2 separate regions of the Homo sapiens genome follow, and region 2 is linked to region 1. A link is a loop called in an ENCODE intact Hi-C map of the cell type or tissue named here. Cell type or tissue: CD14-positive monocyte. All regions are shown on one strand.

Evidence for each region. Hi-C counts contacts between places; a loop is a spot of excess contacts. Peaks named below come from ENCODE experiments on the same cell type or tissue, not always from the same donor. Only the 100,000 strongest peaks of a DNase experiment are listed, where the experiment ranks them.
Region 2: a loop joins it to region 1, with 2.6 times the contacts of the local background. A loop is called at or near these places in 10 of 110 quality-filtered maps.

Annotation. Positions count from the first base shown.
Region 1 is chr10:72,383,182-72,387,181 of GRCh38, forward strand. The region is part of intron 10 of MICU1 (mitochondrial calcium uptake 1); the gene reads right to left. Among named protein-coding and RNA genes, the nearest start is that of DNAJB12, 30 kb to the left of the region's middle. In CD14-positive monocyte, no CTCF peak of the experiment used is centred here; no DNase peak of the experiment used is centred here; H3K27ac peaks cover 2,477 bases.
Region 2 is chr10:72,551,331-72,555,330 of GRCh38, forward strand. MICU1 (mitochondrial calcium uptake 1) reads right to left here. Exons shown (of 12, transcript NM_001195518.2): 4 at 1-11. Among named protein-coding and RNA genes, the nearest start is that of MICU1, 73 kb to the right of the region's middle. In CD14-positive monocyte, no CTCF peak of the experiment used is centred here; a DNase peak (open chromatin) is centred at 1,811; H3K27ac peaks cover 2,079 bases.

The sequences.
Region 1 (4,000 bases):
TCTGCAGTGAGCTATGACTGCACAACTGTACTCCAACCTAGGCAACAGAGCAAGACCCTGTCTCAAAAAAAAAAAAAAAAAGATGTTTTTGATTCGCTAATATAGTCATCTGCTTCAAAATTTGAATGGTACAAAAGGGGTGAAGTCTCTCTCCCAACCTTATACCCCAGTCACCCAGTCATTCAGAGACAATCAATGTCACTAGTTTCCCCAGAAATATTTTGTAGATATAAAATCAAATATGTACTCTTCGCTTCTTCCCTTTTCCCACAAAATGGTGGTGTACTAAATATTGTTTTGCTTTACTCACTTAACAACATATCTTAGAAATAATTCCAGATGGACATGAGCAGCTTCCTTCAATAGCTGCATAGTATTCCACTGACAGGATGGATCATAATTTCCTTGTTTATTTAACCAGTTCCTTATTTATTCTTATCTCAATCTTGAGAAGAAGGTACCTTTTCCCCTTCTCTTTAAAAAATTATTTCCTTTGTGGTCTGTGGGGGTCAGCTATAACAGAGTCTGAATCTCTGATGGCTAAACTGAGAGTAACTGATATATTTAAATTCAGTTTGTTGAAATTAAAGACTAAATAGTCACCTTTACAAGTGTCTTTTTTGTTTGTTTTTTTGAGACAGGGTCTTGGTTCTGTTGCTCAGGCTAGAGTGCTGTGGCAAGATCATGGCTCACTGCAACCTCTGCCTCCTGGGCTCCTGATTCTCCCGCCTCAGCCTCCCTAGTAACTGGGACTACAGGTGTGGATTACCACACCTGGCTAGGTTTTGCATTTTTAAACAATTTTATTAAAAAAAAATTTTTTTTTAATTGAGACAGGGTCTTGCTCTGTTGCTCAGGCTGGAGTGCAGTAGTGAGGGCACAGCTCACCACAGCCTCAACATCCTGGGCTCAAATGATCCTCCCGCCTCAGCCTCGGAAGTAGCTAGGACTACAGGCTCGCGCCACCATGCCTGGCTAATTTTTGTATTTTTTTGTAGAGATGGGGTTTCACCATGTTGCCCAGGCTGGTCTTGAACTCCTGGGCTCAAGCGAACCACCCACCTTGGCCTCCCAAAGTGCTGGGATTATAGGCTATGAGCCACTGGGCCCAGCCACAGTGTCTTATTAAACCTTCCGAGGCTTCTCAAGGTAGTAAACCTTGAAACCCCCAAAGAAGCAATGCTTATAATAAATACTCCCTCTACACTTTCCCGATATTGATGTAATTCTAGTAATCATTCTTTTTCTGATCTTTTTCTCAGTGGGATGTAATGTTGGCTGATTTTGTCTTTCCTTATCTATTTATGTGGATGCTTTAACAGTTTATCCTACCCCCATCTCTTCTCTTTGTGATGTAATTCATGATGGTAATCATGAATCCCTAAAGCAGCTCTCCTCCTCCTTAGGGCACTTACCTAATTTTACTAAATCATAATATATTCAAAGTGATCATAAGCCAGAATCAATCTTTAGAATTGCTAAGTGACTTTAAATTTGGGAAAATAAACCAGGCCTCTGCAGAGAAAATGCCTCATAAAGCAAACATTTATTTCAGAATTTGAGCTTCCTTGCCTACATCATGAATAATTTTACTTTAAAAATTGATGACTCTGTCTTAAATGAATGGAATCCTGGCCAACACTCCTCTTCACATATAAATGTTTTTACCAAATGTAATGATGAACTGAAGTGCAAGAGCTTGCCTCCCACAAACTTTAAAAGAATTTATAAAATAGGAGCTTTTTTCCTGTTGTAATCTCTTCCTTACATGTCTTTGTGACACTCCTGCCTTCCTGCCATGTCTTGGCTGTCTGGGGGATGCTCTCCCTACATTCTTGCTGTGAATTTGCCCCACTTTCCGGCATCACATAAAAGCATTGAGTCCTCGATGTAATTCTCTAGGTCCTTCTAGCAGCAGTAGGTGCCAGGGTACTAATGAGAACCCTGGTGTGGAAGTCGCTGAACCTGAACTTCTGGTCTGTGATTTCAGCAAGTCATTTCCCTTTATGAATGTTAAAAACAAGCAGGCCGGGCACAGTGGCTCACGTCTATAAATCCAACACTTTGGGAGGCCGAGCTGGGCAGATCACCTGAGGTCAGGAGTTCAAGACCAGCCTGGCCAACATGGTAAAACCCTGTCTCTACTAAAAATATATAAATTAGCTGGGCGTGGTGGTGTGTGCCTGTAATCCCAGCTAACTGGGAGGCTGAGACAGGAGAATCACTAGAACCCAGGAGGCGGAGGTTGTAGTGAGCTGAGATCATGCCACTGCACTCTAGCCTAGGTGACAGAGCAAGACTGTCTCAAAAAAAACCAACCAAACAAACAAAAAACCAAAAAACAAAGTAAGGGTTTAAACAAAATGATTTTTAAGTTATCTTCCAGCCCTAAAATTTAAATCAGTTTAAATGTCCCTATCTTCAGAATAATAAAACCAAAGGTGTAGGTTTCTAAAATGATGGCTGGTGTGCTGAGCAGAATTCTGACGTGCCCCCCGCCCAGTATTTCCACCCTCTGGTCCACATATCCTGTGTAATCCCCTCTCCTCAGGTGGGCAGAACCTGTGACTACGATAATCCTGTGATGAGGTTACTGTATATGAGAAAGGTGATGGGCTAGTCAGTCCCATAACTATGTTATGTAAGAATCCATCTTAGCAGACTGAGGCGAGAGATTCTGTTGCTGGCTCTGAAGAAGTGAGTTGCCATGCTGTGAGGGGCCTGGTGGCAAGGAGCTGTAGTCACCTGCTGAGAGCAATGACTGGCCAACAGCCAGCAAGGAAAAGGAATCCTTGGTCCTACAACTGAAAGGACCTGAATTCTGCCAACAGCAGGAAAGAACTTTGAAGAGGACCCTGAACTCCGGATGAAAATGAAGGCCCCCCAACAACACTGCGATTTCATCCTTGTTAAGATCCTAAGCAGAGAACCCAGCTATGCTGTGCCAACACTCTGAATCACAGAAACTGGCCAGTGGGGAAGGCATTTATGATTGGGAATGTCTTTTTTTTTTGGAGGGGGACGGAGTCTCGCTCTGTCGCCCAGGCTGGAGTACAGTGGCGTGATCTTGGCTCACTACAACCTCTGCCTCCCGGGTTCAAACAATTATCCCACCTTAGCCTTCTGAGTAGCTGGGATTACAGGTGCCCACCACCACACCAGGCTAATTTTTGTATTTTTAGTAGAGACGGGGTTTCCCCATGTTGGCCAGGCTCGTCTTGAACTCCTGACCTCAGGTGATCTGCCTGCTTTAGCCTCCTAAAGTGCTGGGATTACAGGCGTGAGCCACTGTGCCCGGACAAGGGACTATCTTTTTGAAGTTCCTCAACTTCTACGTTATATAGAGCCGCACTCATCCCTCATCCCCCGCCACCTATTTTTTTTTTTTTTTTTTTTGATACAGTGTCTCATTCTGTCACCCCGGCTGGAGTGCAGTAGCATGATCATAGCTCACTGTACCCTCAACCTCCTGGGCTCAAGAGATCCTCCTGCCTCCGCCTCCTAAGTAGTTGGGACTAGAGGTGTGTGCCACCATGCCTGGCTAATTTTAAAGTATTTTTTGTAGAGACAGAGTCCCACTGTGTTGCCTAGGTTGGTCTGGAACTCCTCAGCCTCCCAAAGTGCTGGGATTACAAGGTTGTGCCACTGTCCCTGGCCTGCACTCATTTTTTGACAGAGTGCACTTTACAGAACCATCATTCTGTTTTACCTACTATACCAAACTCCATAAATTAGATCTTACAGGGAAACTAGCCAAGGTCTAATTAAGTTTTACATTTCCTAACAAGGAAATAAATTAAAACTGCCACACTTCTTTTGGGAATTCAAGTCTTGCTCTTACTTCAAATGTACCTGACAATTATAAGTCAGTTCACTTTCATAAAGATTTCACATAAACAAGTTGGGCTAACAGTCCCTGTGAGGCAATAGATTTGGAAATAATTTTAGGCTATGACATGTCACTTAAAACATTACTTCATTCAGTAAAAAGCGGATTTAG
Region 2 (4,000 bases), 170 kb after region 1:
TATTCCATCACCTAAAGTTAGAAATTTAGAAAGTGTTACTATATTAAGCAATGCTCATATGCTCATATATTCTTATCATCACTGCTCATCAATTCTCATATATTTTCCATCCTATTTTGGGAAGAAATTCTATCATTTTTTTCTATACTTAGTTTTTTAATATTACAAATGAATACCAAAAATTGTTAATATTCTTGGAATTTTTTATTTCTTGCAATATACCATTCATATTCCAGTTGAGGCAATGCTCATGTAACTTTTGTTTAAAACTTTTTTTGAAGAATTTTCTAATGTTTTAAATCACTGAAGGCTAGCAAAATTTTTAAATGTCATAAGAAATTTCAGAAGATTTCAGTAATAGGGTACAATGCCATATATATGCCAACCTATAGCTTCTTAAATACCAAGTCTTTTTTTCTATTTTTTACAATCCTTCCCAGAAGAATTTTTTTAACATTCTCTTTTTTAAAAATTATCTTTATTTTTGTAGTGAGAGGGTCTCACCACATTGTCCAGGCTGGCCTCAAACTCCTGGGCTCAAATGATCCTTCCGCCATGGCCTCCAAAAGTGCTGGGATTACAGGAAGTAGCCATTGCACCTGGCCTAAATACCAAGTTTTTATAAAGGGATTGATTTTACAGTTTCTACTTCTATGTAATTTCCTAATTCCTAAAACAAAACAGACTTTAGATTTCATAGGTTTCAAAAGCTAGTAGGTCTTCAAAGTCAAAGTACATTCAATGATGGCATAGAAAAATAAAATTACGTATCATGGAAACTCAATTATTAACAGGTCTGAAGCAACAGATTTTTGATTATAAAATTAAACAAACTGCTAGAGATCCTTTACGTATGGCATATTTAGAAAGCAAAGTTGGGAATCACACAAGCAAATGTTGGAATAGCAACAAAATCAAGTATGGCATATATTTAACTAAAAGGCTGTCTAGTTAATATGAAAGTTCATTCCCTTATCTGGTATACAAGCCCCCATTCTGCACATGGAACATACAAAATACTACACCAGCCACATAATATTTTAGTGAAAAAAATTTATCTCATACCTGAATTTTACAGTTGAAATAGTCAACAATAAATATCTTATAAATAACTGGCTAGAAAATGTGTCAAGGCAATAAAACCTATAATCTCATCAGTTCCATGTCCATAAAGCAATTTACCAATGTTAAGAAAAACTTTATTGATGTTTTATTTTATTTTATTTATTTATTTATTTTTTTGAGATGGAGTTTTGTTCTTGTTGCCCAGGCTGGAGTGCAATGCTGTGATCTCGGCTCACTGCAACCTTCGCCTCCGGGTTCAATCAATTCTCCTGCCTCAGCCTCCCAAGTAGCTTGGATTACAGGTGCCGGCCATCACGCCCGGCTAATGTTTTGTATTTTTACTAGAGATGGTTTCACCATGTTAGCCAGGCTGGTCTCGAACGCCTGACCTCAAGTGATCCACCTGCCTGGGCCTCCCAAAGTGCTGGGATTACAGGCGTGAGCCACCACGCCCAGCCTTTATTGATATTTTAAATTTGCCACATTAACATAGAAATTACTATAACTGTCAGTCCTGGCTAGATGTCACTTTGAAGTCACTGGCAGCAGCTGTTTAACAAGGCTCTTAATTCCACTACCACATGTGCTTTTAGCAACTGAGAAAAGACTGCAAATTTGTGACCACATATGACAGGAATTTTTTCAATGCTAACTTGTAATACAATCTGAATAGATTTCACAGGAGACTTTATCAAAAGATTGAGCATGTGGCAAACACAGTAAAGAGTTTTGCAACCTCTCAGCAGCCTTGAGACATAGCTACAAGTTTTGAAGGCATTTTATATTACACAACAACTGTCTGCTGGGAAATAATGGCTACAGAAGAAATACCTTTCTTCTTTTTTTTTTTTTTTTTGAGACAGAGTCTCGCTCTGTTGCCCAGGCTGGAGTGCACTGGCACAATCTTGGCTCACTGCAAGCTCTACCTCCCGGGTTCACGCCATTCTCCTGCCTCAGCCTCCCTAGTAGCTGGGACTACAGGTGCCCGCCACCACGCCCGGCTAATTTTTTGTATTTTTAGTAGAGGTGGGGTTTCACCGTGTTAGCCAGGATGGTCTTGATCTCCAGACCTCATGATCCGCCTGCCTTGGCCTCCCAAAGTGCTGGGATTACAGGCGTGAGCCACTGCGCCCAGCCAGAAATACCTTTCTTTAGGCCATCTGTATTTTTATTCTTCCTCTGAACAACAACAACAAAAAAGAAACCATTCGGAATGTTTGGGGTATATGAGCAGCAGTTACTAGCAATGAGGACTTTGTGACTTTGTGAATAAAAAAGTTAAGTCAATCATATACATAAAGGTAAAAAAATAAGAACTTAAAAATCAAGAATTTAAGACAAAATCAGATTCGTTTTTGAAATAATAGGTCAAAGAAAGTAACAGACTTAGTATACTCCCACATTGGTAGAATTTAGTATAGACCTATTATATGGTATATATTTTGCTTTTTTTCCACTTAGCATTGTACCTTAGCCTGGTTAAAAGGAACAACAAACTATCATGTAAAGAGTTCAGAATATAGCATCCAAGATAACAAAGGCTTGGAAGCAGAGATAAATAGAAATCTGTTGAAGGATTTTGGGATGTTTAGCCTGAGAAAAGATATACTAAGATAATTACGATGGTTCATTCAGTCATATACCTTATAAGACTTTCTTGAGCATTATTGAGACATCTGTCTTCAATAACACTGCTAGACTTAATTGGATCAAAATTTGGGCATTATTTTTCCTATATGAACTGCATCAAGGAGTAGCCAAAGAGAATTTATAACCAAATAGCAGATGAGGGACAGTGTCTGTTTATAAAATATTCCAATTAATAAATGAAAAAGATTTGATAAAATTAGAATATCATTTTGCAACTTCAATGAATTAACAGATATAGGCAATGAACATCAATAGCTGTTAATACTGCAAAAGAAAAGCAACTAGACATTAGGTGTCTTATGATAAAATAACATAATACCACCACTAATCTTGCTGCAGGGATCAAACCTGAGTCTGATCGAGCCTCAGAATCCAGATGCCAATATTTAGGTAATATAGAGAAAAGAGAAACACGCTGAATTGCACTGAGAATAAGCATCAGTAAAACCTAGGCTCTAGGAAACTTTATGGGCTAAATGGCCTGCATTCTGTCACTTGTAGATTAAGAGGCTTTAAAGATATATCACCAAACAAAATAAGCAAAATTAAACTATATGTCTAGGAATAAACATTGGAGTAAAAAACTATGAAGAACAAAAAGAAATGGTTACTACAAAAATCATTTTAGGTTTCCTATATCTGTATAAAACAACAGTAAAACAATTATTTTTTTCAAATACAGACATTGGCCAGGCGCCGTGGCTCATGCCTGTAATCCCAGCACTTTGGGAAGCCAAGGCGGGTGGATCACTTGAGGTCAGGAGTTCGAGACCAGCCTGGCCAACATGGTGAAACCCCATCTCTACTAAAAATACAAAAATTAGGTAGTTGTGGTGGTACACACCTGTAGTCCCAGCTACTGGGGAGGCTGAGGCAGGAGAATCTCTTGAGCCTGGGAGGCAGAGGTTGCAGTGAGCCAAGATCGTGCCACTGCACTCCAGCCTGGGTGATAGAGAGAGACTCTATCTCAAAACAAAACAAAACATACAAAAAAACCCAAAACAAACAAACAAAAAACAGACATTCTATGTGACGTTGAACAATAAAACTAGACTCGTGAGGAAGAACTCTGAATAGTAAGAGTATTTCAAAATGAAGCAAAAAATTCCCCAGCAAGGGGAAGATGAAGAAGAACATGAAGATCATTATCATAATTATTTCCCCTAAGAAAGAGGGGCTATGAGGATCATTTTAAAATCTTGTGTTTACAAAATGCTATCATCTTTTAGTTTACTGTTACTTAACTTCACCAAACAAAACAAAAAAGCAGACCAACCAATAAAAA